Linked DNA regions of Mus musculus: region 1 is linked to region 2. The links are chromatin loops, found by intact Hi-C in ENCODE. Cell type or tissue: heart. All regions are shown on one strand. Each heading gives the region's core, and the rest is flanking DNA. Links, peaks and the distances in the headings are about the cores only.

What was found. Peaks named below come from ENCODE experiments on the same cell type or tissue, not always from the same donor. Only the 100,000 strongest peaks of a DNase experiment are listed, where the experiment ranks them.
Region 1: a loop joins it to region 2, with 3 times the contacts of the local background. A loop is called at or near these places in 3 of 42 quality-filtered maps.

What each region holds. Positions count from the first base shown.
Region 1 is chr11:21,990,787-22,006,005 of GRCm38, reverse strand. Otx1 (orthodenticle homeobox 1) reads left to right here and starts at 4,355. Exons shown (of 5, transcript NM_011023.3): 1 at 4,355-4,458; 2 at 4,817-4,884; 3 at 6,421-6,626; 4 at 7,485-7,636; 5 at 8,948-11,242. The coding sequence starts at 6,530. The coding sequence ends at 9,766. It overlaps Gm32517 (a long non-coding RNA gene), which reads right to left and starts at 7,507. Exons shown (of 3, transcript XR_003949861.1): 1 at 7,418-7,507; 2 at 6,149-6,222; 3 at 5,422-5,572. Ehbp1 (EH domain binding protein 1) reads left to right here. Exons shown (of 25, transcript NM_153078.4): 25 at 1-181. In heart, for the core only: no CTCF peak of the experiment used is centred there; DNase peaks (open chromatin) are centred at 4,605 and 9,295; H3K4me3 peaks cover 2,901 bases; H3K27ac peaks cover 612 bases; H3K27me3 peaks cover 5,604 bases.
Region 2 is chr11:22,279,630-22,294,848 of GRCm38, reverse strand. It overlaps Ehbp1 (EH domain binding protein 1), which reads left to right and starts at 8,054. Exons shown (of 25, transcript NM_153078.4): 1 at 8,054-8,167; 2 at 8,975-9,361. The coding sequence starts at 9,258. In heart, for the core only: CTCF peaks have their summits at 8,105 and 8,315; DNase peaks (open chromatin) are centred at 7,738 and 8,368; H3K4me3 peaks cover 2,789 bases; H3K27ac peaks cover 2,321 bases.

The DNA.
Region 1 (15,219 bases), core at 4,445-12,444, 290 kb after region 2:
AAGAATGCTGTTAATATTTATTCTGTATTGATAAAAGTCTGTCTTGGCACTACAAGTAAATATCCCATTACATCTTCTCTAGCATAGCACTGTGTGTTTTGTGAAAATGGTTATGTTTATTTATTACAATACTGAGTCATATATAAATTTTCAATAAAAGCAGAAACTTTCTTACCTTAAACCCTGCTGCAATTTATTTCCTTGCAATGAAAACTTGAGTGGAAGTTTGTGTGTCTTTCCATTGTGAAGACTTTCCATGTGGAATCCAGCCCAGGACACCGGACTGTATTTGGAGCTGACACTGATCCAGAGGAGCTCTGCTCTCACAGAATGCAAATTGCAAAGTCATTAGTCACATTCTTAAGGAGTGTAAACTGTCCTCTGGAAAGAGTCATCTCTCTGAAAGAGTCCAGGAAATGTATAGCTCCACACCACTGGGGGGGAATGCATCGTGATGAATTTTCCGGGTCCTATGTAGGAGAATTTCTTCCCACCATAACCAGCAAGTCTGTAGGTACTGAAAAGAAAGGGAGTGGGCTACGGTTGGGGGAGGGGTTGTGCGGATATGTGCATTTGAGATGGAAGAAAGAGAATTGTAGCAATTTCTATGCCACCGGTAAAAATGGGCTCTTCTATATTGGGAGTCCGAACAAAGAAAGCTCCTTCAACAAGTCCGGAAACTTACTTACGGGAAACACTGGCATCTTCTTTAGCCACATCTCTCTGTTTATTCACTCTCTCTCTCTCTCTCTCTCTCTCTCTCTCTCTCTCTCTCTCTCTCTCTCTCTCTCACACACACACACACACACACACACACACACACACACACACACACACACTTTACTCGAAAAGTATACTGCCATTTCCACTTACTCGTATTTCAAAATAGTAAAAACTTACTACAATTCCCTAATAGCAAAGAATTTTCTTTTTCTTTCTGATGAAAAGCTATTGGAACTAAATGAAATCGAGTCTTTGTCCTCTTTATGAGAGCAGATCAGCAAGTTGCTACTCTCTGGGGAAAATTAAGAATCCAACCCATCCCAGGTAGGAAATTCACCGCCTGGCCCCGGAGCACCCTGGGGATCGGTTTAGGGTGGATTGGAGAAACCTTCCCTTTTCCAGGGGCCTCTCAGAAAGGCGCTTTCCCTTTCTCCCAGGCCCGCCCCAGACCTTCCAGGTGGCCAAACTCCCCTAGCTTTGCTAGTGATTGGGGGCCCCTCCTGCTTGGTTCCCAGCCTCGTGGGGTTTCCCTCTGCAGCGCCCGAACGCCCCTCAGCGGCGGTGGAGCGTGGCCCGGGTTTGGGCCGCAGCCTAGGAGTCGCGTTACTGCAGCTCAGCACAGTGCCTGGAGTCCCGCTCCTTAGGGCAAGCAAGAACCCAGCCGGCCAGCGGACAGAAACCTAGAAAGCCCACTCAGTGTGGAGAGACAAAGGATCAGGGCCGCCGGGTGTGGGGGTGGGGGGAGGATGGAGGAGTTTGTGGAGGGCGGGTGCAGAACTTTCTCCTGGCCAGGGGTCCAAGCCCCTTCCAGTCCCAAGTGTTTCTAGAGTCATGCCTCTACAGTGTGTGTGAGATTACTTAGATGCTGCACCCAGCTGGCCGATGGGCCTTAAACTGAGCCACCACCACCCACTTCTCCAACACTGGCCCTACTGTGCCCTGGATGCACAAGTATCCTTTGAGAGAACTGTCGAAGCTTCTGGACCAGTACCCCCGACCCGTACCTTTGCCTAGCAAAGGCTGCCTCAGTCTTCTGAGCTGAATTCAAGAAACTTCTCTCTCTCTCTCTCTCTCTCTCTCTCTCTCTCTCTCTCTCTCTCTCTCTCTCTCTCTCTCTCTCTCTCCTCCCCTCCCCCCACCCCCTCTGCTGCTTCTTTCTCCTTAATCCCAAGGTTTTACAGGATGAGCATTAAGAAAATTCGCCTCCAATTTGGGATTAGATAAATACTCTCGTGGCGCAGCGGGGCGGGGCGGGGGGTGGTGGCGGTAGGGTCCTTGCCACTCGATTCCTCCCATTTCCCTGAAAATGAAGGGAGACAGCATCAAGAAGCCACAGCGACCGACTCCCTCGCAGTGGGCCTTAGGGACCTCGCCGGCACATTCCTATGCGTACAGCCGCCCCACTTCTTCAAGCCTGACCCAGGCGAAGTTCTAAGACTGCCAACGAACCCGCCCCAAAGAGGCCAGAGTAGCAGAGTTTTCTAGCCAGGACGGGCGCCCCGGGCCTCAGAGGGCCAACCCAGGCTCACAGCCTGGAGACCCAGACAGGGATGCCTTCAGTTCACTCCCCAGGACGTCAACATTTTCGTGCCCGCCAAACTAGTGCACCCTAGCCTGCGCCTTTCCCTGGAAAAGGGGGCAGGAGTATATTTCGTTTCTTTCTTTAAACTCAGGAAAGTCCCGGTGGCTGAGACTGATCGTCTGTCTGCCTTGGGGTCTACTTCTGGTAGGGACCTGAGAGCCTAAGGTGTGTGCTCACTCCGGCCAGCGCTGTGCTCTGCGCTGTTTCTTTTCTGCCTGCAGGTTTATCTCTCTCACTCTCATTTCCCCCCTTTCCCCGCGTTCTTTTATTCTGCTTTCTCTTTCTCTCGCTTTTGTGAATGGGCCGCGGTGTCTTTGTTCTGGAGAGAAGCGCCCGTGTCGCTGACTTTTGTGAACCAGAGAAGGATCTTGTAAAACCTCCTTTTCTCCTCCGTAGTCCCCTCTCACACCCCTCCTTCCCTGCCCCTTTGATTAGATGTTCCCTCATCGTTCAAAAAAAAAAATGTAATTTCGTTAGTCTGGCGGCCACTTTCTTTGAACATTAGCTCGCTTTCAGCTCCAACTTCAATTAGAAGGAGTTGATTTTGAGAGACCAACAAAAGAACCGACCAAAGCCTTATTAAAGGTCCTAAGAAGATCTCTCGGTCCTTTGAGAAGCAGTTAAGGAAACAGTGTGCCCTCCGTCATATTCTGTTACCGTATTTTATTCGGACTCCAAAGAAAAGTGTCGCGTGGGGGAGGGGAGAAGCACTTTGATGAGCGGCAGTCGCGGCCCTTTTCACTCAGCGGGCTCCCCCCTTCCTTCTGGTCGCCCCGCACCCGGTCAGCGACCACAGCGGACCGCGCGGCCTGGGCATCGCGGTGCTCCGCTCTACCTTGCTCTCGGCGGCTGCCGAACTCACCCACGCACATACTGTGGTTCAAACTTTTCGCCCGCCTGTTGGGGTGAGAACGGCAGAAGATGAGGAAAAAGAACTAGGAAAGAGTGTAAGTGTGGTCCCTAGTATTCAGTAGGAGATGCCATGTAAAAATATTGCCTTGTTCGGGGTTGGGCCGAAAATACTCTTCCCTCTCGCTTTGAAAAGTACACACAAGAAGACGATCTCAGCAAGTTTATTCGGCTGGAAACTGGGGTCTGCCAGTAAGAACAATCCGGGGAAATTGTTTCGAGGAGGCTCCTCCAGTAAGGTGTAGAAAATGAAGTGAGAGGGATCGGGGTGTGTAGCCACATTTTCCACCAGACTGTTCGTTGTAGGTGGAGATCTGGAAAGACTGACAGATTGTGAAAAAGAAAGTTTTCTATCAAATCCATGAGAGAGAGAGAGAGAGAGAGAGAGAGAGAGAGAGAGAGAGAGAGAGAGAGAGAGAGAATGTAAGGAGATTTGAGTTCCAACGGTTCCGAAGAAGCTTTTAGGACTTGCGAACACCTTTGGTGAGACTGCCTGGGAGCCCCTGGAAACGCTGTGCAGCTGGGAATTGGCGGCGCCTCCCCTGCCGGTGCTCTTTCTGGGCGCAAGAGTCCCGGGTCGCCGCAGGGCGCCCTGCGCGCCGAGAGCTGCACCCCCACTCCCGGCTCCGCTCAGCAGCCCGCGCCGGCGGCGACCGCTGGTTGTGGGGGAGCGGAGGAGGAGTTGCTGGGGCCCCAGGGAGCATCAAGGAGTGCCAGGGGCCAGCACGCCCCGAGTCCTCGGCCTGGGAAGCCTGGCTCCCACAGTGCGGCAGAGCCTGGCGGCGCGCGCGCGCGAGCAGGAACCGGTTATCCAGCAGCTTGACGCCACTCCTCCGGAGCGCGGCCCGGGCAAGGGGAGGGCGGGGGCCCTCGGGCGAGCCTTGGGACCCGGGGCCCCCTCTGTGCCAGCAACTCCGGCGCAGCCTTCGCCCTCCTCAACTCGTTCTGAGCGGAATTTGCCAACCTAGACCCAGAGTTAGCGCGCGACCGGGGCGGGGCCGGCGCGCGGGGAGGGAGGAGGTGGGGGCGAGGGAGGGCGGGGGCGCGCGGAGGTAACCCGGGCTCGCCATTGCCCAGCTCCCTGTCACTCAGTCCGCTCTAGGCCCCCTATTGGAGGCCGAGCCCCGTTACGCACTCGCCTCGCGTTCACATACCCGGGGAGGGCAGTAGAAAGGTGATCAATCTTCATCAGGCTACATTTCCAATCACCTAAACAACCGAGCAAGACAAGCCACTCCGACAAGGTAAATTGCTTGATTTATTTAGTTTGCCAAGTGACTATGCAGGATTTCTCCAGTCCCTACCGCCTCCGGCTTGCTCCGAGAGAGTGCAGCTGCCAGCGCAAGCCACCTCCTAACTCTGTCCCTCGAACACCCCCTACTCACCCACCCCACCCCCCGGGTCCCGGGCGAGGCCAGGTCTTGAGAGGAAAAGCATGTGGGACTTTGCAACAAAGTGTTTGAGCAATAAAGTGAAACCTGGAGGTACACGCACAGAGCTCCTAGAAAAAATGCAGGAGACGGGAAGAGGGAAGTTGAGGGAAGAGGAAAGCCTAGGGTCCCGCCGTCTCCGGGGTAATACCTGTGCGCCTCCGTTTTGCAGGTTGGCTGCCGGCGAGTCTCGGTGAAGGCGAGAGGTAGATGGTGAAAAGCCGCGACTGCGGAGGGCAGGTAAGGAGGGAGTCGCCGGGCCGCGCGCCACCCCGGGACGATGGTGGCCCCTCTCGTCTCCCCGTCCTCTAATCGACCCCCGCTACCTCTGTCCGGGGCAGGTGGGCGGGGTTGGAGTGAGAGGCCGGGCGCCCCTTGGCTGCCCTGGGGACCCCAGGCCGCTCGGGAGCCGGCCGCCCCCTCCCCCGCCTCCTCCGAAGCTGCGGAACTGGGCTGCTAAGTTAGACGAAAGTACTCGAAAACTCACACCGCAGCCGGGCTTAGCCGCGGAGGCTGCAGGCCTGTGGCCCTTCGGCCCAAGCTCTTTGAATCCTTCCTTTCCGCCTTATGTGCTCGCTGACCTCCCCCCACCCCCTTAGTCTAGGCTGAGGGTCCCCCAGGGCTGAGGCGGGGAAAGGAGTTGGGATGGGGGAGCTGCTTTAGTTTTACCTCCCTTTCTCCCCGGAATCTCCTACCCTTGGGTCCTGGGATGTAGCTTCAAGCCCCCCGCCGGTCCCAGTCATACTCCCAGAACCCCTTCTTTTGCTGGAGCAGAGCTGCGTGGGCTCAGAGTGTCTGCGCCGAGCCTCGCCCTCCCGGTCGGCTGTGCGTGAGCTTTACAACCTGAGGCCTAGTTCCTTGCTCTCCATCGGGTTCATATAGGACGGCCGATGCGACGCGACCTGGCACGCTAGGCCTTCCAAAATCCCTAGAATGTTTGGGGCGCTGGGTTGGCCATCAAATTCTGGTGGGACTCGGTGTGCTTAGCAGACTTGGTAGAAAGAAGGCCCGCCTGTGCGAGCAAAGGAAGAGGGGTGACCGCCTCGGAGGTACCCCTGACCTTGGGCGGCATCCTGAAACTGCCACTTCTACTGTGGTGCCTTTGGCGTCTTCTTGCCGCCTTAGCCTGGCCTGGGCCGCATCTACCCTGGAGGTGCGGTGGGATTCCTGTTCAGCTATCTCTTAGTGCTAGGGGCCCAGAGAGGTCAACTAGAAAGGTGATTGCAGGCTCTGGGGTAGGAGGCAGCGCTGGAGATCTTTGAAGAAATGATGTGGCCAGTGAGCCTTGGCGACCCAAGGTGTATTCACCTTGGGCCTCTGTATTACTTGCCATTTTGTCCCTCTTTCAAAAATATTTCAAACTAAACGAAATAACCCGGTATCTCTGTGCGGCCTGCCCTCCCGGCGCCAAATGAACATTTGCTTGAGCAAATTGCTTCCGCCACACTAAAAAAAAAATTGACTTCACTTGGGATTTTGCACCCTCCGCGGTCCCGGCTCTCACCTCCTCAGCCTGATCACGCTTTAACTTTTCCTTCCTGTTGACACTCGAGGAGTGTCTTTGGCCCTTGTCAAGCCCTAAAAGAGGAAGGAACGATGTGGGAAAAGTTTACTTTCCTGAGAAGCTGTGTAGCTGCCGAGCTAAAGGAGAAGACGTTTCTCGGATTGCCTGCTGTGCAGTTCCTAGCACGCGCCCCCTCCCCATTCAAGGATTAGAGGAGCTGAAAGCCAAACTGACTGCGGGTGAAGGTTTCCATGTGTCTGCTGTCTCCCTAGGCCAGGCCCCCAGAAGCAACAGCTTGAAGGACTTCGCAGTGGGAGCCCTGAACTGCTCCTGGCCTCAGGCCCCCTGGATCCGTCGGGGCACCTCCACCCGGCTGTTAGCATGATGTCTTACCTCAAACAACCCCCATACGGCATGAACGGGCTGGGCCTAGCTGGCCCTGCCATGGACCTCCTGCACCCCTCCGTGGGCTACCCTGGTGAGCAGTGGCCCTCTGCCCCTACCCTCAAACCTCTGTAAATATTGGGGGATTCCATCCTCTACAGTTTGAGCCCACACAGTCCCTAAACAGACCCAGGAAGGTGATTAGCTCGCCGCCTGTTGCCTTGCTCTGTAGAAAGTGCAGCCTACAACTTTTGAGCTTGTGGTGCCTGCAACCTGGCTCCTCTTGTGTCCCACTTGCTAGGGAGGGCAGGTTTATCCCTCCCCCTGCCCCCGGATTTATTTCCCTCAGTTGCTTTTTTTAAAAATATAAAAAATAAAACCTTTCCCTGGTCCAACATTTCATGAGGAATCTGGACACTCACTAGGCCCTAACATAGCCAAATTTTTCTTATGTCTAGCTTCCCTGAGAAGTAGGGTTTTTTTTTTTTCTCCATAGAGAAACCTCAAGACCAGTGATTTGTCCCAACTCTTCTGGCATGATGGGGGACTCCAGCTGAGCCCTGGGTTTCTTTTCTAGATCCTACTTATTTAACATGAGTTTATTCTCTTGGAAAAAGTGACCCCTGGTCCTGTTTCTGTCCACCTCTGCTCTATTAACTGCCTCTCAGTTAGGGAGCGTGTGGGTTTAGGGAGATGAGAAGGAAAGGGTGGCTTTGTTTTTAACCGCATGAGAGGTACAGAGGGTGAAGGCCCTAAGGTTCTAGACTGGGGCCTTTAGTAGAATAAGTACACTTTGTTCCACCTGTGGCCAGGGGAGTTTTCGTTTGCTCGGAGCTCGGCCCTTTCTTTCTATGGCGGGGGTTCTGAACCTACCAGAAGACTTACTTGTGGCCTCTAGCACCAGTCCTTGTGGTCCACCGCTGACTCCAGGCGCTCTCGCATGTCCCCTCAGCCACCCCGCGGAAGCAGCGACGGGAGCGCACCACCTTCACGCGCTCACAGCTGGACGTGCTCGAGGCGCTGTTCGCAAAGACTCGCTACCCAGACATCTTCATGCGCGAGGAGGTGGCACTCAAGATCAACCTGCCAGAGTCCAGAGTCCAGGTGCGCGCTCCTGGGGCTCTAGGGGTAGGGTAGGGACGCAGGAACCGGTCTGGAAAGATCTGGCCTAGGCTGTCTGATGTTGGGGCCCTCTCACTGACTGCACAGCCCCTCTCCAACTCCCCCTAGCGCTGGGCGTAAGTCTGATAAAAGGGGTAACATTAAAAGGAATGGCTTAGAGCCCAGTATCTATTCCTTATCGCCTGGGCGCTTTCAATATTGAAAGTCGTTTTGTTTTTGGTTTGGGGGAGGCCAGCCATGTTCCCCGGATGTAACTTTCTCTGAAAGTTCGATAAGGGTCTGCTTCTTTGGCTACTACAGAACTGAGGCCTTAGCTCTGAGGCCTTTCTTTCACACCCTTGCCATTCGTCCCGGGGATTCTAAAAGTGCAAGATGGAACTTGGCCACAGCCTAGTGCTCTCTGCCTGGGAATGCGTTCCGCCGGCAGTTTCTGTCTGGTTAGGGAGTTTTCTGCAGCCGAATGGACGTCGAGTGCAAAATCCAGATGCTTGCTTTTCTATTTCTGAGATGAAACGTTCAGAAAAATCGAGTTCTGACTTAGTTTAATTCTTTCTTTACGGTCTTTCGTTTAAACTTCTTTCCCGAAGGCTCGAGAAGGGTCTGGGAATGCAATGCACTGTGCCCGGACTTTCTCCTAGGAATGCGAGTTTATGACTTGCCATTCCATTTGGTATCCCACCTGGAGCCAAAAGGCCCAAGGAAATCTCACCTTTTCCTTCTCGAAAAGCCCCAATACTGGAGTGCTGTTTCCGTCCAGCCTCTAGCTTTGCTTCTGTTCCCACCCAAATATTCGCCCTGACCAACTCCAGTCTCCAGGAGCCGACTCGGTGAAACCCCTCGGGCCCCAGGCTTGGTGGCTGACCTACACTTCGATGTTCTGTATCTCTCTGCTGTTTCCTGAGCTCTGTTCAAGGAAAACAGGGCCTCCAAAGTAAAACGGGGCTGCGGGGAAGCAGCCAACCGCAACAGCTTAGAGATGGCTGAACTTCTGGCTGGACAGACACAAATGTTCCGCCCTCGGGCAGAGTTGCGCTGGGCTTGGGGAGGTGCGCATCCCTCCAGCAGAGGAGGCTTACTAGGGGTTTGCGCAGAAGGATGGGGGAGGGAGCCAGAGCTGGGGACCTAGCACGTGCGGGGGAGGGGACAGGGTCTGGCAGGGCCGGGGACTGGGAGGGGTAGAGGCTGGGATTGAGAGCTTCCCGAGATCCTGGGCGGGGTATGAGTCCGAGGGGCGGAGGAGTAGCTCCACTAGCCAGCCCCCTGATCCCCTCTCCTTCACCCTGCTCACTGTAGGTTTGGTTCAAGAACCGCCGCGCCAAGTGCCGCCAGCAGCAGCAGAGCGGGAATGGAACGAAAACCCGGCCGGTCAAGAAGAAGTCGTCTCCAGTACGCGAGAGCTCGGGTTCAGAGAGCAGCGGCCAGTTCACGCCGCCCGCCGTATCTAGCTCTGCTTCTTCGTCTAGCTCAGCGTCCAGTGCCTCCGCCAACCCCGCGGCTGCTGCGGCCGCGGGCCTGGGTGGGAACCCAGTGGCAGCAGCGTCCTCTCTGAGCACGCCTACTGCTTCGTCCATCTGGAGCCCGGCCTCCATCTCGCCGGGCTCAGCGCCGACATCCGTATCGGTGCCAGAGCCACTGGCCGCTCCGAGCAACGCCTCGTGCATGCAGCGCTCGGTAGCCGCAGGTGCGGCCACTGCCGCAGCCTCCTACCCTATGTCCTATGGCCAGGGCGGAAGCTATGGTCAGGGATACCCCGCGCCCTCCTCTTCTTACTTTGGCGGTGTAGACTGCAGCTCCTACCTAGCGCCCATGCACTCTCATCACCACCCGCACCAGCTTAGCCCCATGGCACCCTCCTCCATGGCTGGCCATCATCACCATCACCCTCATGCGCACCACCCACTGAGCCAATCTTCAGGCCACCACCACCACCATCACCACCACCACCACCACCAAGGTTATGGAGGCTCTGGGCTCGCCTTCAATTCTGCCGATTGCTTGGATTACAAGGAGCCCGCCGCCGCCGCTGCTTCCTCTGCCTGGAAACTCAATTTCAACTCTCCCGACTGTCTGGACTATAAGGACCAAGCCTCGTGGCGGTTCCAGGTCTTGTGAGCCCAGGAGGGAAAGGAAGTGGAGAAGAAACGCAACTACCTATACCCTCCATGGTCCCCATCCTGTTGCTGCTGCTGCACCACCCGCCTTTGCCTTGGCTTTTCCAAAACTTAATTTTCAGTCCCCCAAAAGATATTCATTGCCTGCACTGCCGCTCCCATCTGTGTGCCACTTGGTTGGGGGTGGAGGATGCAGCCCTTCTCCCCCTTGGAGGTGGGGCCCGGTGCTCCCACTTGGCCCTCCGTTTCTTCCCGGAATAGCAGTACGCTCTCGCTCTCAGCTCGTGCGTCACCCCTTCAAGTCTTTCTGGACAGCTTTTATGCACCTGGAGCCTTCTGGGGCTCTTCGCTCTGACCCTCTGTTTTGAGCTCAACCGTTTTATTTATTCTTTCTGGACACTGAAGTCACTAACTGGCGTATATCAACCGTTTGGAGTGTGTCCATACATACACACTCCTAATCAAACCCTCCACTGTTTCTCCTAGCAGACTGTCGCCCCTTCAGCTGCCCTTGATCTAGCTCCCCACCCGCAGGCCCGAGCTTCCAGCATTTCTGTCTCACCAGTGGTGAGCGTTGGGCCAGGCTCGCGGCAGGAGTGTGCCCCAGCCTCCTTTCCTACCCTGCGCTGGACTGATTCAAGCTTCCGCCTCAGCGGGAATGCTGTACATAGTCAGGTCCGTTCCAGGGACCACTTAAAGTTTTTAGTTGCTGTTGGTTGAACTGAGCATCTCTCTTGTTTTAGCGTCCAAGAAACAGAACTTTAAAATATATACATCACATATATATATATATATATACACACGCACACACACACATATATATATAACAGAAGCAAAAAAATTATTTCCCCTTTGTTCCCGTTCCTCTCTTCCTCAAACGATGGTGGTTCTTATTTTTCAGTTATTACAAAGCTGTCCTGCCCTCTTCACACCTCCCTTTGTGTATTTATTAAAGAAACCCGCTTGGTTCCAGGAAGCTGGGCGCTAGAGGATCGGAAGTGAAGGAAACAGCTAAGTCAGGATACAGGGGTCGGGGCTAGGCTGGTCAGGGCGCACGACTGACCCTTCGCCAGTCTAAGCACAGTATCAAAGCTTCCGCTTAGAAACAAACAGACAAACAAACAAGGTGAAATTACAGCATTGTGGAAAGAAAACCAAGCCCGAGTTCCAGGTCCAATGTTTCTCTCTCTCTCTCTCTCTCTCTCTCTCTCTCTCTCTCTCTCTCTCTCAAACACCCTGTCTGTTCTGTGAGTTTTTAGTGAACCTTCCTTCTCCGAAATCTGCGGAGAGTACCTGTGTACCTATCGGTTTTGGTTTTGGCCGCTTGGTTCAGTAGGTGGGAAAGTAATTTGTAAATTTGATTTGTCCGATGTGAAGATCACAAATTACTTGTTGAGATGTAAGGCAGTCCGTCTCCTCTTCCTCTTTATCTACATTATTTCCCGAAAATAAAAGCAAATTAATGAGTGGCTTGTCAGCGTTGCTCTTCTAATTCCAGCTTCGGGTCTCGGTCTCAGGGGATTAAAAGGGAGGAAATCTGTGTTAATAACCCGCGTGTTAATGATCTGCGCGAAGCTGGAGGCTGAAGAATAAGGCGGGAAGTCATGGCAAGGGGAGTTCCCCAAAACGTTCTTTTAGGGAGTGCCCCCTCATCGGCCCGGCCTCTCCCTCTTCAATGTTTTGACCCCGCGCCTTCTTGCCTTCTAGGACAGAGACAGGTGTCAGGACTCAATTCCAGAAACAGCTCCTTTCTCTTCGGAGGCAGGAGCCTGGCACTGATTTCTTCACCCTAATTGCCAGCACCAGAATGAAGAGGGGGAGAAGGGGGAGGGGAAGAGGGTCGGGAGGCGGGAAAGGATGCGGGTGTAATGCTCTCTGAGCTGAGCCAAGAAGGAAAACAAAACGATCAAAAAAAAAAAAAAAATCTGTGTCCTACAGTGGAGAAGCGTCTCCCGGTGGCTTCACGGTGACTGTGGGATCCTAAGTCCCAACCTCGTGCTAAGGAGTCTTTCTAAACCATTAGTTCGCACAAGAAATGGTCCAGTTATTTATCTATCTTTCGTAAAGTTTCGTTAAAGCAGACAAAGGCGAATTGACCAGTGCGAGTTTCACTTCCTCAGAGGAGAAGATGCCCGGCCTGCAGCCATGAATGGAGAGGGCAGCTCGCCTTCCGTCTGGGGGGACAGAAGGGCTTGTAGGTACTACTCTTCCTAGCTCGGCCACTGGGACGGGACTTGGGAGACTAAAGTGGAGGGAAAGTGTATTAATAACGTCTGCTGCCCGAGAAAATTCGGGGTCCAGAACTGTCCAGATTGTTCTGACGGCTCCTGTGGAGGTGAGCCCAGAAGCCGCGCTTTGCCCACGGGCCGGAGGAAATCAGGAGACAACGAAAACTTGCCCGCGGAGGCAGCGGTAGCCCCTGCTTCTAGTCCGTGAGATTGGCGCGGGGCTGGAGGTCGGCAGGGCACTGGAGCCTTGGCCACGGGGAAGCCGTCCCCGCCGTGTCCGGCCTAGGGTTCGGCCTCCCAGCTCCGGCCCAAGCTTCCTAACTGAGTCCCCGGGGCGGAGGGAGAGCCGCCTGGGCGCGCGGGATCCCTGCAGGGCCAGCCGCCCCCGCGAAGGCTGCTCTGGGCCTGCTCCCTGCCGCGTGCGCCGTGGCCCCTGGCCCGCGGGCCCCGGGCGTTCGCGTGAAGCGGGGCTGGAGGTCCGGGCGGAGGCCTCAGGAGGCCGCCGGGTCCTCCCCACAGGTCCCGCCCTAGGCGTCCCGGGGCTGAGCAGCAGCCGCTTCCACGGGGTCTGGAGGCCCCGAGGCCCTGACCCGCCAGGCTGGGCCTAGCCGCGGCTCGGACGAACCCTGTGGGCGGGCCTCGGGTTCGTCGCGGTTGTCAGTTTGCCCGACTGGCCCCGGTGGTTCGCGAACTTTCCTGGTAGAGCCGGCCGGTGTGGGTGGGAGCGTCGGCGACGCCTCGGCTGTCCCCGCTCAGACGCGCCGCCGAGCACGCCTGCAACAGGAGGCTTCGAGGAGGAGCGGGCACGTGCTTCCCCCTGGGCCTGGGCCTGGGTCGGGGCGCAGGGCCGAGGGCGCGCCGGGGCGCAGGCTCCGGCCGCGGGAACGCGCGCGGGCCGTCGGGGCAGCGGGCCGCGGTCGCCCGTGTGGAGTTTTGGGGGCCTGGGAGCGTCCTTGGGTCACACCTCTCTCAAAGCCGAAAGCGCGTCAGGGGCTGGAGCCCGCAGACGCCAGGTAGAACTACGCGGTCTCTGGAGCCCGAACTCTGGAGCACGGAGCAGCACGGACAGGGCCTGGGAGCTCAACGAAATCTCCACGCGTCCCGAGTGCAGCCCGTGTCTGTCCGCTCGCCCCGGAGGGCCGAAAGGCCTGCTCTTGGCGGACATGGGTAAGGGCTCTGGGCACGACAGTTGGGCTACCTCAGTGAGTTCTTGGCCCACTGAAACTCTGAGGAGAGTCGCGGGAATAAGATGGCTTGTTGGAGGGCTTGTCTGGCTTTGATATTGGCTACAGAGGGTTGGGAAGAAGGTGATATTTCAATTGTGAATGTGTGTGCAAATCCTTCTTCCTTCCTTCCTTCCTTCCTTCCTTCCTTCCTTCCTTCCTTCCTTCCTTCCTCTCTCTCTCTCTCTCTTTCTCTCTCTCTCTCTCTTTCTTCTCTTTCTTCCTCTCTCTCTTTCTCTCTCTCTCTTTCTTTCTTTCTTTCTTTCTTTCTTTCTTTCTTTCTTTCTTTCTTTCTTAGAAAAGCCTTAAAGGATCGAGGGGCGGGGGGCGGGGGGTGGTGGTGATGGTGGTGGCGGGAATTTGGGAATAAAAAAGATGAAAAACCTTAATTAGTGTCAGCAGATTCACACCTGCTGTAGTCCAGAGACCAAAACTGAACCAAACCAAAACATCAAGTTTTAGTTTAAAAAGAAAATTACCACCACCAACACACACACACCTTGTAATTTGTGAAAATAGCACTCTCCATGGCTATTGTGATTTTTTTTATTTAAAAAATAAGAGATAAATTCATTACTAACTGGAAGACTCAATTATAATGTTAATGATGTCAAAGATGTCTGATGTCAAGGTTGTGTTTAAAGGTGAAGAAATGAATATATCTGATATACAACTGTAGCCAATACATACATTATTGGTAAAGAGAATTTGCATGATTATTATTCATGACCAGAAAATGACTTGGCTTTTGATGTAGAATCAATTTAAGAATAGCAATAAGATATTTTTATAAAGTTCCCCAATTAGTGGGGTTTGGTGACATAAGCCTATAATCCCAGCTCTCGAGGGCAGGACACAGGAGGATCAGGAGTTCAGAGCCAACCTCACCTACATAGTAAGTTAAAAAAACCTGCCTGGGCTACAGGAGACCCTATCTCAAAAAGCAAAACCAAACAACTCCCTATCTGCTCCCCCATGGACCCCAAAAGAAAGAAAAAACTTAAAGGCAGAAAAGTTACATGTGACTTTGTTTTCCACACTATGCCTCCCTCTTTCTTAAAGTTCAGAATCTCATGGAAATGGAAAAGTCTCAAGATCAACAATAATGAAAATCAATAACTTAAATAATATTGTATAATAATGAATGTCTTATTTGACCACAGGAAGTTACCTCAGTTATCTTAAATAAATAAGATGTTTAGATAAGTGTTGGGGATATCTAAATTATACTTTTTGAAAGCCAGAGTTTCCCTGCCTGTTATTAATATATCATTCTCCAGAAAGCAATTCTGCCTTTTAATTATTATGCTGATGTGTACTGCTATCTGAAAAGAAACGCTGTGTTGTGTGTGGGGGGGGGGGGGAAGGGGGGAAGCACATTCCATTTTGAGTCTGTTTTTCTTTAGTTGTATTTTTAAAACTGAGTTGCATTTTACTTAAAACAATTTCTAGGCAGTTCTTCAGAAGCCTTAAGGAGCAGAACACTGTCTGGAAGTCCTTTAACCATTTTAGTTAAATGGCAGTCAAACAGGAGAGCCCAAATTGCTTTTTAAACACATCTATGTTTGTTTCTTGGAGAAAGAGAGAAAAAAAATACGTGCATGTTGCTCTCAACTGAGTTGAGTGGTGCTGTAATATACAAAACGGCACACCTGTTTCTAGACTCTTGTTGAGAGATGGAAAGTCCTGATTACTGTTAGAATTGTTTCAAGAAGCCTTTTAGTTCAAATAGGATTTGGACTCTGTTTAATCGATGATAAAGCCAATGATAGAAATTGATGATAAATCGATGATAGAAACATTGAAAATCTATTGCTTCTAAAGAATTGTACCTCTTTTTGGTGGCCAGTATTCGGAGACAAAATTGCATTACATTTCCAGGTCACAAAACCTTTTTTTAAAGGTTAATCTTTATTGAGCTGCTTATGAAAACTTTGGAATTTTTAGAAATTCGTTTAGATTGTAAAATTATGATTTAAGGAATTTGAGTCCAAAATTTTGGA
Region 2 (15,219 bases), core at 4,638-12,637:
AAGAAAAAGAATTAAAAGACATACTAAACTTATTTGAGAGGTAGAGTATCATAATTTTAATATTAAAGATCAGGACTTTTTTTTTTTTTTAGAAAAATAAATCATGATACAAAACTTCAGTCTTACCCAATTTCTTAGAGAAAGAGATCATTGGTGTATTATTATTGGGAATATTTAAAAATATCACCCCAGAGTTGCAAAAGAAGTAAAGAAATAACCAGCAGCTTTCATGATAAAAAGAGACCTGAAATGATACTGTGACTCTCTCTGGCTCCACTTTTCCTGCTGGCCTGGAATTTTTAAATCCATTAACCTACCCAGAAGATTGCCAGACCATACCAGCGAGCCCAGCCTTCTGAAAGCTGGGTTCATCCTATCCATCGTGCCGTGTGGCAAGCTTCACGAAGGGTTGCTTCTCCTCATCCCATGTGAGTGTCTGGGTCTGGGCAGGTTTTGCCTCATCACAGCTACCCGTTCTCTGCTTTGTCGGTATGGGGGGTGTTTCACATAACACCACACCGTGGGAGTGTTTTCATGGCTGAGATTTTTTTTTTGGCCTGTCCCATCTTACTTAATTATTTCAGAAGATATTATGTTATTTTGTTCACACTAAATATAGCCATTGCAGAATTACTTTGAGGAACACATGTACTAGATATGTATATTTCTGGAACTTATTCTTATTATGAAAAACACAGGAGAAATGAAGCTATAGCGAGTTTATTATATGATTAAAGATTCTTCAGGAGAAATGACCAGTAAGCCATGGTCAAGACACTGCTAATTTTATATTCACTGAATTTTGTAAAGTCTTTCTCAGAAAGAGCTCCCAGTTCAACTGAAACCTTTGTGGTCTGTAATAATTCCAGGAACTGACCACTAACTTGCAATGCGCAAATGTTCTGTAATAGCAACACTCACCTTGATATGTACAACATCATGGAGTGGGACTTCACCACTGTGAAATTATCTCTGATAATCCGAAGGCTCAGACTGAGAGCATGATGCATATCTATTGATCTCTAAAATCAGGGATGACAGTTAGTTGATACATAATGGCTTTGCAACCTTCATCTATTCTGACTTATACCTTAGCTGTACTGTTAGCATTTTGATGATCTACATCAAAAATACTTAAAATTTTTGTTTTATGAGTGTTGTGGTTTGAGTGAAAAGGTTCCCCATGGGTTCATGGGGACTGACATTATTAGGTAGTGTGGCCTTTTTGGAGTAGGTGTGGCCTTGTTGAAGGAAATATGTCACTGGGGAAGGGCAGGTGCTTTGAGATCAGATACTCAAGCCAGGCCCAGCTTTACTCTTTTTTTCCTGCTGCCTGCTGATCCAGATACAAAATTCTAAGTTACCTCTCCAGCACATGTCTGCTTGCACACTGCCATGCTTCCTGTCACGATGACAATGGAGTAAACCTCTGAACACTAAGCCAGCCCCAATGAAATGTTTCCCTATAAGACTTGCTGTGGTCATGGTGTCTCTTTGCAGCAATAGAAAGCATGAGACAATGAGTGTTTTTCTCAAATGCATGTCTGTGTACTAGGAGCATGCCTGTGCCCACAGAAGTCAAAAGAGTATATTGGATCACCAGGAACAAAAGATTTTTGAGCCACTATACCAGTTCTGGGCATTGAACCTGGGTCCTTTGGATCAGCCAGTGCTCTTAATTGATATGCTATCTTTCTAGCTCCAAATAGCTACATTTTAATGTTATTGCCTACAATATATTCTTGAAGATTTCTAAGGTTTCTAATCACTCAGTATGTTGGTTAAGAACAATAACTGACCATGTGAATCATTGGTGGATGGTCTCTGTATCTACCTGGATTTAAAGGCTGTCGAGGATGCTCACTTGCTTCTATCAGCCAGACCCAGGTTAATTCCAGAATTCAAGAGGCAGAGATAGGAGGATCATGAGTTTAAGGCTAGCCCAGACTGCATATAGTTTTAGCATACAGTTTAGGTTCTTAACATAGTACCATTTCAGGCCATTGCGCAAAGCATCCTTATGACTAACTTTACAGATCTGGATAAAATATTTCACAAAAGAATATACTGTATTGTTAGGTTTTAAAAAAAGATTATTTTAATGCCCATCCATCAGATAGGGTCTGACACTACAGCCTGGTTTGGTTTCAAATTTACAATCTTCCTGCCTCTGCCTCCCAAGTGTTAGGTTTACAGGTACATGCTAGCATACACTGCTGGGATGGTGACTGGCTGATGAAGCTTTTCTGGGCTTTCACATCAGTCTGAGAGTTAAAAAAGAACACATTTTGGGGCTGGAGAGATAGCTCAGCATTTAGGAGTACTGACTGCTCTTCCAGGGGTCCTGAGTTCAATCCCTAGCAACCACATGGTGGCTACACAACCATCTGTAATGGGATCTGATGCCATTTTCTGATGTGTCTGAAGACAGCTGTGTGTACTCATATAAATAAAAATAAATAATTAAAAAAGAACACATTTTAAGTATTCTTTTAGAATTATCGTATAAATACTACACACACACACACACACACACACACACACACACACACACCTCAATCTAAAGAAAGTCAGGTTTGCAAAAAAAAAAAACCTCAGCTATTTTCCATTACTCAACCAAATCTCAACTTTATGCTCCAATATTGGAAGGGGGTGTGTCTTAATTAGGGTTTCCATTGCTGAAAAGAGACACCATGACCAAGATAAGTCTTGTAAAGGACAACATTTAATTGGAGTTGGCTTATAGGTTCAGAGATTCAGTCCACTATCATCAAGGCAGGAAGCATAAGAGCTGGAAGAGCCAGGAGTTTTACATCTTGATCAGAAGGCAGCTGGGAGAAGACTGTCTCCAATGTGGCTAGGAGGAAGGTCTCTTAGCCCACCCTCACAGTGACACATTTCCTTCAACAAGGCCACACCTACTCCAACAAGGCCATATCTCCTAATAAGGTCACTCCCTGGGCCAAGCATATTCAAACCACCACAGGGTGGTATATGTGTACTTGCTGTCAGTATGGCAGAGACTGCATCTGAAGAGAGGGCTCACATGGCATCTGGGACAGGCCAGATGAAACACCTCATTCTGGCTTTTCATTTACTCCTCTCAAGATTTTAGATCAGATTTCAAAAGCATCTAACCTCTGACTGCCCCTGAGTCTGGGGTTATCAGCAGGGCTCCTTGTGTGGTTCTAACACTTTGGCACCTTTTTAGATAATTGGGAATTGTGTAGAACCTTCCAGAGCCTCAATGCTTCTCTGCACTGTCCACTGTGGTAGTCACCAGCCAGTTACAATTATTTGTATTTGTTGTAATTACAATGAATTAATAGTAAAACTCAAGCTATTCAGTTATATTAACCAGGTGTTAAGTGTCCAGATAGTTTCAAGTAGCTTATGGATATCTACTGGTTAGGTGGGTATAGAATATTTTGTGTAACACTAAAGTTTGATTGGACTGTGTCAGTTCTAAGTTCTGGTAGGTTGATCTAGATGCATGGTTCAGGTTGGCCTGGTCCTTTCTTCTCTAAGAGGTTTGCACAAAACAGAAACAAAACAACTAGCAGCCAGAATAAAAAGGTAAAGAAACAGAGAAATTACTTGTAAAGTTTAACTCAGTATATTAAAACTGTGATAATGACAGTGTGTAGTCAATGTAAAATAGTTAATAAGTATATATTATGTTCTCTTATACACAGTGACTCTTTGAGAACACTACATATTTTATACTTACAACACATATCAATCTGGACCAGTTACATTGTGTTCTGGTCACTTGTGACTAGAGACTATTGTGTGGAGCAATGCAAATCTCTACCTAGATTCTATTCCTTATTCTCCAAAGGCTAAGCTTTCAGGACACCAAGGGGCTGAGGATTCCATTTGTCTACATTCTATTCTATTTCTTCCCTGAAACAACGAGCAAAGGCCAGCTTAAGTGAAGTGGAGATGTAATGGAAAGATCAGCTTGTGGTGAGATATTTAAGAATGCCACAGGGTAAAAAGAAGTATTTAGAAAAACTGTAAAAACCGTTGGTTAAAATTTCAATAGCATTAGAGTTTGCCATGGTGGGTTTTTTAGGTTATAAAAATTGTTTCAGGCTAGTTGGGATTATGTGGTTTTTTTTTTTTTTTTGCTTGTTATGGCTTTACAACAATTCCATTATGAGTTATAAACTGCAGTAATATTTTTGTGTACAGCATAACTGCTATGGTAACTGGCAAAAGTGCAAACACCTGCAGTGTTGTTATCTGGAGTAAAATTTGTTCTTAGGCACAAATTCCAGCAGTAGTTAAATCCTGCACTAATACTGCTGACAATTTCTACTGTGAAAATAATAAAACCCAAAGAATTTTGTTACCAGGAAAGTTAACAATAATGCAAGCCTTTAGCTGCATATCCTAACTGTAAACTTTATTTTGGGCTTTTCTGATGTGGAAATAATTTGTGTCCTTTTCTAAATTTATATATCAAAGAAGGTATAAGATTTGTGTATGGTATTTCCCACCTATTATATTTTATGCTTGATATACTTATAGGCAAAATTTAATTTTTAAGAAAGTATAGACTCTTCTGTTCAGTAAAACTGAAATTTTGCAACCAGAAACCAAAGGTCTATTATATGTAAATTAAGCCTGGGACAGACTTGATACTAAGTCAAGTCATGTATTAACAGTGGACTAGAATAGGGAAAGCAGAAACATGGCAGGAATCCTGCAAGGAGGAAGCGTCAGCAGGATGCACACAAAGCTTCAGGAAAAAGTAACTTGTAGCTTGTCAGATGATTCCAGTTAATGTGGCATGCAGGGTGGCCATGAAGATTGAAGGCAAGTAGATACTAAGTAATTATCATAAAGTCTCAAATCCACCCAAATTTTTGGTATGCATTTGTGTTACTGCTAGAGGAATGATGGTGAGCAAGCGGACTGTCTGGGAGCCCTTAGCTCTAATGATGGCAAGCAGACTGTCTGCCAGCCCTTCAGGTAGAGACGTGTCATGCCAAGTAGTTGTTTGCTCAGGTATTCTTGAAAACGTTTTGCTTTTTTCTTGTTTAAGTTTGCTGCTAAACATAACATATACTACTATCACTTGTCTGCTTACTGTATGATGGACACTTCATGGTCGTATTGTCTGTCCTCTCTACATCTCAGAAAGCTGGGTATGTTTCCTGGTTTTACAGACTAGGAAATTCGATCTCAGAAAGGTTATAGTAATTTCTCTTGCATGCACACTTAAGATCTGTTTCTGAAAATTCTTTGAGACTAGAAACTTATTTTAATGTACTATTAATAGCATTTAATATGGTCAACATTTAGTTGGTATTTAATTATAGGCTAAGCAGACCAAACAATTTCAGAATAGTCTATATTTAAAGTTCCCCAATCAATTTAGTTGCTAGACAGGTTATTTTTAAAAGTATTGTGGAGAGAAGCTGCTGCTCTGTGCAGCTCTTAGCAGCCAGCCCATGCACTTGAGCTCAGCAGCAGAACAATGTCAAGGTCTACAGTTAATGTCTTCCCTTGTTCTGTGGACAATTTAACTCTTTCCATAGCTACCTTGGTAGCTAGAAAGAAAAGTGAGATAACAGTCAAGAAAAAATATTAGACTGGGTATAGGGGCACATGCCTCTATTCCCAGCACTCAGGAAACAGGCAGCCAGATCTTTGTAAATTAGAGGCCACCCCAGTCTACATAGAGTTCCAGGACAGCTGGGCTACATAGAAAGACCCTGTCTCAAAATCAACAACAACAACACAAAACAAAGGCTACTGGACTCTTATTTTCTACAACTTGAGGGAGGAGTCTTATAGATTTAGTTTCCCTTCCTCCCTCTCTTCTCCCTCCCTCTCTCCCTCCCTCTCACTTCCCTTTCATTTCCATTGATCTTTAGATAGTTTCTATACAATAAAGTACCCTCTTTAAGCAAGGGAAACCAAAGTGACCATATTAGAACATTTGAGAGCTTATGATAATAGTAAGTAGAGTAGAAGCCACCTGATTATCAGGTGAGTTTTTAAATTTAGACGAAGATAGTTTATGACCACTTCTATAAATTATCCATTGAAAAGGTTTATACACACAGTACCTATTAACAAAGCAGAATGTATTACTGAGGTCACAATGGCATAATGACATCTGAGAAATCACACTCATACTCACTTTATATAGTGTATATAAAATAAAAATACATTATTTTGGTTGTCTTACATTCTAGAATTAAGACTATAGCAAAACAAGTGCTATCTATGCCATTTCCTATAAAATGTACTTTTGAATATAGCATTATTAAATCACTTTCTTTTCCTGAAAGTGAAAATGGGATTTAATACTGGGTTCAAGACTGTCTTTCTGACTCTCCTGGGTGTATTCCATCTGATTCTTGCTTCCTATACGCTGATCTCACACCCTCCTCCTTCCCCTCCTACAAAGAATCCTCCCCAGAACACCAACAACTTTAAAGTCAGTTTAACAAATTTGCCTCCAACTTTAATAAGATTAGGAATTAGTCCGAAAACAATTTGCATTTTGCCTTTTTCATGCTTGCTTCCATCTTCTTTCCAAACTCTTTGCTCATTCCTTGTGGAGGAATTGCTGAGTTTTGCTTTTTTGACTCTCGGCTCCCCTCTCTCCCCTTCCCCTTCCTTTCCCTGCCCTCTTCTGACTCCCCCTTTCTCTCATACCCCCTTTCTTAGGTACATCCCTAGCTTCCTTAATTTGACTTTACTGTTTAGTCCCGAAAAGTTGTAATTTTATTCTTCATTCTTTCTCTACACCTTAGATGTCTGTGAAACATCTAAGGCTGAAAGCAAATTTTTGTTTTTTGGATAGGATGGATATTTTCTGCCCCTTGAGAAGTCTATAGCTTTCACAGCCTCAAAAGGGATCTTGTGCTATATACTTGTGATGTCAAGGGTGTACACCTAACATCTCAGCGATCTCAGTAACCTGGATGTTGAAGCAGGAAAACCATGCTAACCTCTGGAAATACAGTTTCAGGCCATGTCAGCTGCCTCTTAATAGACGTAAACAACATTGCTCTCAAACTATTAAGTTATTTCGTCCTCTCCCTTGCCTTTAACCACCCTTTCCACATAGTCAACCACTCCCTAATCCACCCACAGCTCATACCAGAGGATAATGAGACCGCAAAGGAACACGAGAATGCAAGATTCAAAGAAATGCTGAGAATGAGGACAAGAAGAGACTGTACTGTAAACATTTATGTCCAGTTTAGCCCTCCTTGAACCTGGGGCAGGCTCCTGGCAAGGTCAGGGAAAAACTCGGAAAGAACTGAGTGAAATAAAGGCTGTGTGTGCAAAACCGCTGGCTGCTAGTGGCGCAGGAGAGGAGCAGCCAGTTCGTGGGTGGGGATGGGAGAGAATAGGAGAGAAACCACAGCACCTCAGTGTCTCTGGCAGCCGCTGGAATCAGACTCTGCTCAGTTCATACACCAGGAGCCAGAAACCCTGCCCAGCAGCCACGGCGCCTTTGACGGACAGCCACCTTCTGCAATGGCTTTCCAGTTCACTATAAACATTCTTAGTCCTCCCGCCTCCCGCTGCCCTCAACCATTCCAGGGAATGGGCGGGATCGTCCTTCGTGATTTACACTTTTTTTTTTTTAAAGAAGAAGAGGGTAGACCGGGCGGGTTCCACCTAAGGGAAAAAAAAAAACTGGGGGGGTGGATCCCCTATGACCGGCATGAAGATCTACCAATGGAGTGCCTCGCTCGTCCTAAGGCCCGCCCGCCGAGGAGGCGGGGCTCCCGCAGACTCGGCCAATGGCGGCGAGGCGGACGGAGGTTGAGCCGCCGTGGGTAGGGTTAGTGTGAGAGGTGCGGCGGGGGAGGTAATGATGGTGGTGGCGGCCGAGGGAGGCGGGGGAGGGGGATCTGGGCGCTGAACCGCGGCTCTGGCAGGGCTCGCTCGGGCGGGCGGGCCGGAGGGGGACGGTCGCTGGGCGCTCTGCCGGGGAGGGGGCGCTGCTCCGGGAGGGGGCGGGCGTCGTCCGCCCGGGAAGCTGCAGACCCCGGCTCCCGCAAACGAGCACCGCGCCGGGCTTCGCTGTTCCACGCGGCTCCAGCAGGGATGGAGGACTCGGTGGCGGTAGCTGCTTCTGAGGCGGCGGCGACCGAGGAGCGGCTCTAAGGAGGGGACAGCGGGATTAGAGGTGTGAGGAGGGCTTGGAGTGGACGAGCGGAGGGGCCGGGGTTCGGGGACCGAGGCTGGGGTCTAACAGCAAGGCTTGGGTGACAGGGACCGCAGCTGGCAACGCCTGTCTCTGCGGAGAGACAGGGGTCTGCACTCGGTGCGTGAGGAGGCGAGGCTCAGGCCGGCTGCCCCTGATGGGGGAGGGAGGCACCGCACCTCGCACTGTCCATTGGCCTGGCTGGTCATCGCTTCAAGCCCAGGCAGGAGTTTCCATTCCCCTCCTCCTGGCAGCCAAGGTGAAGGGGAAGCAAAGTGGCCTGGAGCTGGGACCTTGCCCTCTCTCTGCCGTGAGATTTCCCTCCACTGCTAGTTCTCCATCCATTTCCCTCTCCTACAGAACCAGCATTTCTCCCTGCACCCTGGTTGTGCTAAGTACATATTCAGTAGCTCGAGGCTATTCATTATCAGCTGAAAAATAAAGTTTATTTAAAAAATAACTCCTAACTGGTGGTAGATATATCAAACAGCATCCTGACTTTCCCGCCCTGTTCTTCCTTCTGCTATGCTAGGTAGGGAAGGCAGGGCCCGACTGGCATCTCTCAATTGTTGGTTCTGACAACCTGGTGTATTGCCGCCTGTCTTCGGTGTGATTTGTCATTTCTTCCTTAGTATCTTCCATCCTTGATGTTACTGGCTTTTGAGGCCGGGGTTTTGTTTCATTGTTTGAAAACCACGCAGATAGCAGAGGTTGTTTCGGTCTTATCTAACACTTCTCATGCGTCTGTCCTCATATTCTTTCTCTTTCTGTCTGTGTTTTGCTTTTCAGTTCTCCAGAACCCACGTCATATAGTCCCTGAAGTGGAATGATGATGTCTCCATGAGGGAACCTCCTCTCAGTCATCCTGTCCTGTACATCAGCTGTTCTTGACTGGGCCATTGATCTAAGATAGGATTTACCCTGTGAGACAGGGAGAAGACTTATGGACGCCAAGCATCATTTCAAGTTCTAGTTTTTGTTGAAAGTACTGACATACATGCAAGGCTCGTGTGCTTTATCAAAGCTGCTGTGTTGCTAATCCAGAACTGTTCCAGTCTCTTGGCCTATCACCATGGCTTCAGTTTGGAAGCGACTGCAGCGTGTGGGAAAACATGCATCCAAGTTCCAGTTTGTGGCCTCCTACCAGGAGCTGATGGTTGAATGTACAAAGAAATGGTAAGACGTGCTTAGGGGTAGATTAATGTCTTGTTGCCTAACCATCCTGTAGCTTGGACTGTGGGTCTTTTGGTAGCCAGTTTACCTTGCAGTGGTACACAAGTGTGTAGAAGCTGTGGACGGTGCAGATACTCTAACAAGTACTGTGTGTGCACTGTTGTTGCTGGTACTGTCTCTGTGGATTTTAATCACTCCATTTCAGATCGTCTCAGAGGACTACAACTGAGAACACACCTAAGTATAGTAGTTTTGGTCTTATGGTCATTTATCATTGGTGTTAGAATAACTTTATTTTTATAATTTTAAACAGAGAATGGTTATCTTAACATCACATATGTCTCAATATAGAAATTTATATCATATAGAATGGCGGTTTTATTTTGTTGTTTTTTTTTCATTTTACTTAGAGTATTTTTCAGTATTTGAATAATGGAATGCCAGTGCACACAACCTTAGAGATTCTCTTGTGAAGTGCTTAGTCAGGCAACTGTCTTTTCTTTTAATTGCCTAATGGGATACATTTCTTGGCAGGATTTAAGGAAGCAATTAGTGGCAATGGTCTGTCATTTGCCTCTTTCTTTCCATTTGAGGAAAGTAAATTTAGGGTTTTCTCTTACTACTATGAATGATAAGAAACGAGAATCCTTACATAGTGAGGGACAAAAGTTAATCTTAAGCAAATGGTCTTTTGAATTTTAGTTTATTATAGCGATTAAGCACTACCACAAAATAAATCCATTTCATCAAGGACTGTCATCTCATGTTTGGTACTAAGCTCACTTTCTAATGTCCTCTTGGCTAAAGAAGGCTTGCTCCACCTTAGCATTCTTAGTTTTTTGGGTTTTTTTTTTTTTTTTTTTTTTTTAGTTTGTAAGGAACATTATTTTAAAATAATTCAAGACATATATATATATATTCATATTCTACCTAGTTTATATACATAAACTGCTGATTGGGGACAGAAATGGCATCCTCCCTACCCTCAAGGAGCTCACAGGCCATGGTAAGGACCCTTAAGTAACTTCACTTGTGATAGGTTCAGTAATGTAAATATGTATGTTTCTACCCGGCTGGATATCCTGGGGATATTACTTCTCAATAATTCAGTCTCCATATGCATAGTAATGGTACCACTTAGTAGAAGATTAAATCAACTAATTTTGTAAAAGGTTTAGAACAGGGAGGTAGTAAATGCCCATGAGATGTCAGTGTTATCCATAGGGTTCTCAGTCTACAGCACATGAAGAATGATGCCAGTAAGGAAGCAGGTGCCTTTCTCTGCTTTCCTGGGCTCTCAGCTGAGGTTGACTTCATTTTAGTGTATTTTATCTCACTTCCCTTTCTTAGGCTAGGCTGGCTGGCCAGTAAGCCTCAGGGATCCTGTCTTCACCTCCCCAGCACCAAGGTCACAGACAATATGCCACTGCTCCTGGCTTTTTACATAGATGCTCAGGATGGAATTCAGGTTTTCATGCTGTGTGCAAGAACTTTACCCCAGCTTCAGGCTGAATCTTAGAGAACCTTAGTTGTACATCAAATCAGAGAGGAAGAAACGAGGTACATTTTAGAAAATCCACACATTTAGATAACCTCCAGCAGGATGCATGCTTAGAATTCAAGGTATGGCTTTATGTCATGAGGCTTTAGGTATAGCATGAGGGCTGGCTGGATCGAGGCATCCCTGTAATTATAGCAAGGCTGAGGCAGGATGATTTCAAGTTTGAGGTCACTCTAGGATCCAAATTCAAGCACTTTCCTTAGATAAGAGTGTAGGTTGAGGGGAATCACAGTACGGTAGGGCATCTGAAAGCCTGGAAGAACTCTAGTCATAGAAGTCTTATGTTGTTATTAGTAGCTTGGGCTACTATGTGTTGGTGACAGGGTTGCTGCGGAAGTTTGGAGATGAAGAGATGTTTAGGTTTGTAATTGGAAAATTGTCAGGCTGTGGTGTGGAGAGGGTGGGTAACTGAGGCAGTGTTGGTAGTGTAACTGTTGCTGTTGATAAACTGAGGATTGGTGTGTGGACCAGCTACTGGCAGAGGGTCTGGAGGGCATTGAGCGGAAGAGCACATAGAGTGAAAAGTGATGGGACTTGAGGGTTGGTCTTGTCAGTCGGGGATGGGGAGGAATGGTGAGAGGGAGAAGGAGAAGTTTAGACCGACACCAGGCTTCTGCCTTTAAAGGCTAGGGACCTACCAAGAAGGAAGGTGGTCCAATTGCATCCATTCTTAACTTGGTAGTACACTGGAAACGTCAGCTTTGAATCTAATTATGGGGCAGTCTCACAGTAAGCCCAGGCTGGCTTCAGACTCAGATCTCCTGCCTGTGTATATGAGCCTAGGATTGTAGGTGTGAGCCCCCATACTTGAATTGATCTCATTTTCTTTCTTTTTATTGTAAACATATTTTTCCCTTGCAATATATTCTGACTATGGTTTCCCTTCTCTCTACTCCTTCCAGTTTCTCCCAGCTCTTCTCCCATCTAGAACCACACCCTTTCTGGGTCTCCTTAGAAAACAAACAGGCATCTGAGGGACAATAACAAAATAAGATAAAACTAAAACAAAGGAACAGGACAAGATAAACAAAAGGAAGACAGACCAAGAAAAGGTACAAGAAACAGATATAGACTCGGAAACACAGGCAGAGACATACCCCTTCGCATGTTTAGGAATCTCATAAACACACAAAACTGGAAGCCATACTATATATATAAAACTTGAAGGGTACAAAATAATAATAATAATAATAATAATAATAATAATAAAAATAAAAATAAAAATAAATGGTTTGTGTTCACTATCTACTCCTGGGCACATAGCCTACCTTAAGTGTGGTTTGTTTCCTCGGGGAGACTCGTTTGGAGAAAACCCATTTTTCATTGGCAAGAGACTATCACTTGGAGATAGCGTCACAGTTAGGGATGGGGGCTTATGTTCACATCTCCTCTCAGCACTAGGACCTCATCTATTAAGCTCTAGTGCACGCTGCCTCAGTCTCAATGAGCTCAAGTCTGCATAGTCTTGCTGTGTTTAGAAGGCCTTATTTCCCTGGAGTCCTCTATCACCTCTGGCTCACATACTTTTTTTTGCTTCCTCTTCAGCTGAGCTCCCTGAGCCCTGAGGGGAGGAATTTGATGAAGACAACCTTTTTAGGGCTGATTGTTTCAAGGTCTCTCATTCTCTGAATATTATCTCCATGTAGGTCTCTGTATTTGTTCCCATCTGCTGCAGGAGGAAGTTATTGTGATGATGACTGAGCAAGGCACTGATCTATAAGTACAGTAGAATGTTTATTAGGAGTCATTTTATTACTACATTCTTTACGTAGACTGGTAATGTTTGGTTGTGCCCTAGGTCCCTGACTATTTAGTCCCTGGTTCTTGGCACCCAAATAGTGGAACATATGGATTCCAGCCCATGGAGTTAGCCTCAAATCAAACCAGATACTGGTTGGTTACTCCAACAAGCTTTGTGCCACCATTGCATTAGCATTCCATGCAGGCAGGGCACCATTGTAGATCAGAGGGCTTGTAGCTGAGTTGGTGATTGCAGGTGCCTCTGGTACCAAGAAATCTACACAATGGGGTTGGAGACTCTAGGTAGACACCAGCTCCACTTCCCCATGTTCAGTGAGTTGTGTGGGTGTTACTTCCATGATTTAAGGTAGGGCCTTGCCATGATTTTGTGGAGAGCAAACAGCAGCCTGGGTTGTTGCCAGGGTTCTCATGAATCTCATTTCTTAACAGCATAGACATTCAAGTTATTTTTCAGCTAGAGAAAAAAAAAATCAGTTTATTGATGGGTTTGGTGGCACACACTTGGAATCTTAGTACTTGACAGATTGAGGCAGAAGATCAGGAATTCAAGGGTGGTTTATCTTACAAAGCCAGTTAGTATGGGATTATGTGAGACCTTGTTTCGAAGAAGAAGAAGGAGAAGGAGAAGGAGAAGGAGAAAGAGAAGAAGAAAGAGAAGAAGAAGAAGAAGAAGAAGAAGAAGAAGAAGAAGAAGAAGAAGAAAAGAAGAAGAAGAAGAAGAAAGAAGAAGAAGAAAGAAGAAGAAGAAAGAAGAAGAAGAAAGAAGAAGAAGAAAGAAGAAGAAAGAGAAGAGACATAAATGAGAAGAAGAAGAAGAAGAAGAAGAAGAAGAAGAAAGAAGAAGAAGAAAGAGAAGAGACATAAATGAGAAGAAGAAGAAGAAGAAGAAGAAGAAGAAGAAAGAGAAGAGACATAAATGAAAGTCAGTTTCTTGTGGGGCATGGTGGTTTGTACCTGTAATCTAGTCATGAGGGAAGCAGGAGCAAGAGGGTCATCTTGTGCTAGAGAGAGACCCTACCTTAAAAAACCCCTACCAACAAAGAAAAAAATCCATTTCTTCCTCATAATCTGTAGCATGTTTTGTGTTTTTCTTCCCTTGTGCAACATTTACGCCATTGTTAACACATCTTAAAGCAACTAGTGAAAATCAAACTTGATTATAGTTGAATAGGTTGCTTGATTATGTTAATTATGGTCATTAAGGGTCTGGCAGTTAAATCAGAGTCTATGATTATATATGGACTTAATACTGGAAGGACTTGAATGCTCCGTAATTTTTCAGATGGACAGTACCATATTGTGAAATCTTTCTTGCTTTCATTTAAAAATACAGCTTAGCAGCTGGGCGATGGTTCAGTGGCTAGGGTCCTTACTGCTCTTGCTGCAGAGGATGCTGGTTTGGTTCCCAGCACCCACACAGAGCCTCATAACCAGCTGAACTCGAGCTCCAGGGAGTCCATTGCATTCTTCTGACCTTCATAGGCACCAGGCACAAAGGTGATGTACAGACATGGAGGCAAGCATTCATACATATAAAGTAAATAAATAAATAAGAAAATAAATAAATCCTTAATAAAAATTCAGTTTAAAGCTGATAAGGTGATAGTGCCCATTAAGTAATGTATCTATTGTCTGTATAGGCATTTTATTTGTAAGTAGATCCTTAAGTAGAACTTTAAAGAATTTTCATGATATAAAAATTGATTGTAGCCGGGCATGGTGGCTCATGCCTTTAATCCCAGCACTTGGGAGGCAGAGGCAGGTGGATCTCTGAGTTCGAGGCCACCCTGGTCTACAAAGAGAGTTCCAGGACAGCCAAGGCAACACAGAGAAATCCTGTCTCAGAAAAAAAAAAAAAAATTGATTGTAATCATTTTAGTTGACATTCCTTTTGCTTTAGTGTTCTTGCGAAAATACAAATCAGGCCCAGTTTCTAAACTCATATCCTATAATTTTCTCTCTTTTTTCCATTTTTTTTTCATTCTTGATTTAAATACTTGCCAGAACTCAAATTATTTTATACGTGTGCTGAATTTAAAATCTGTTTAAAGTATGTAAAAATACACTTGAACACACAGAAAGAATATTTTTATCAGCCACGTTTACATTTCACTTATTATTTATTCATTTATTTACTTTTGCAGTCCTGGGAATTACACTTTGGGATTTCTGCATGGGAAGTGCTCCCTGCCACGCAGCTGGACCCCAGGCCGACTTTGATGGTTTTGTGTATTACTCTAGAGATGTGGAAGAATGGAAGTAGAGGAGGGAAATGTAGAGGTTCTAATTGAAAAGTGAGTGATCATAAAGATGAATTATAAACGTGGTTAGGATAAGAAAAAAGGTGTGGTGTAAATTAGGGAAGAAAGAATAAACTATATGAAGAAAAACAGGATTTCACTAGGCCTCATTAGGGCCTAATGCTTTGTGAGGGTGGTGGCCTATGTATATAGGTGTCATTACCTTTTAGAACCTCACTTCTTAAAAATCTTCCTGAGATTCAAGCATTTGCCATACCCAGGAGCCAGAACATCAGGAG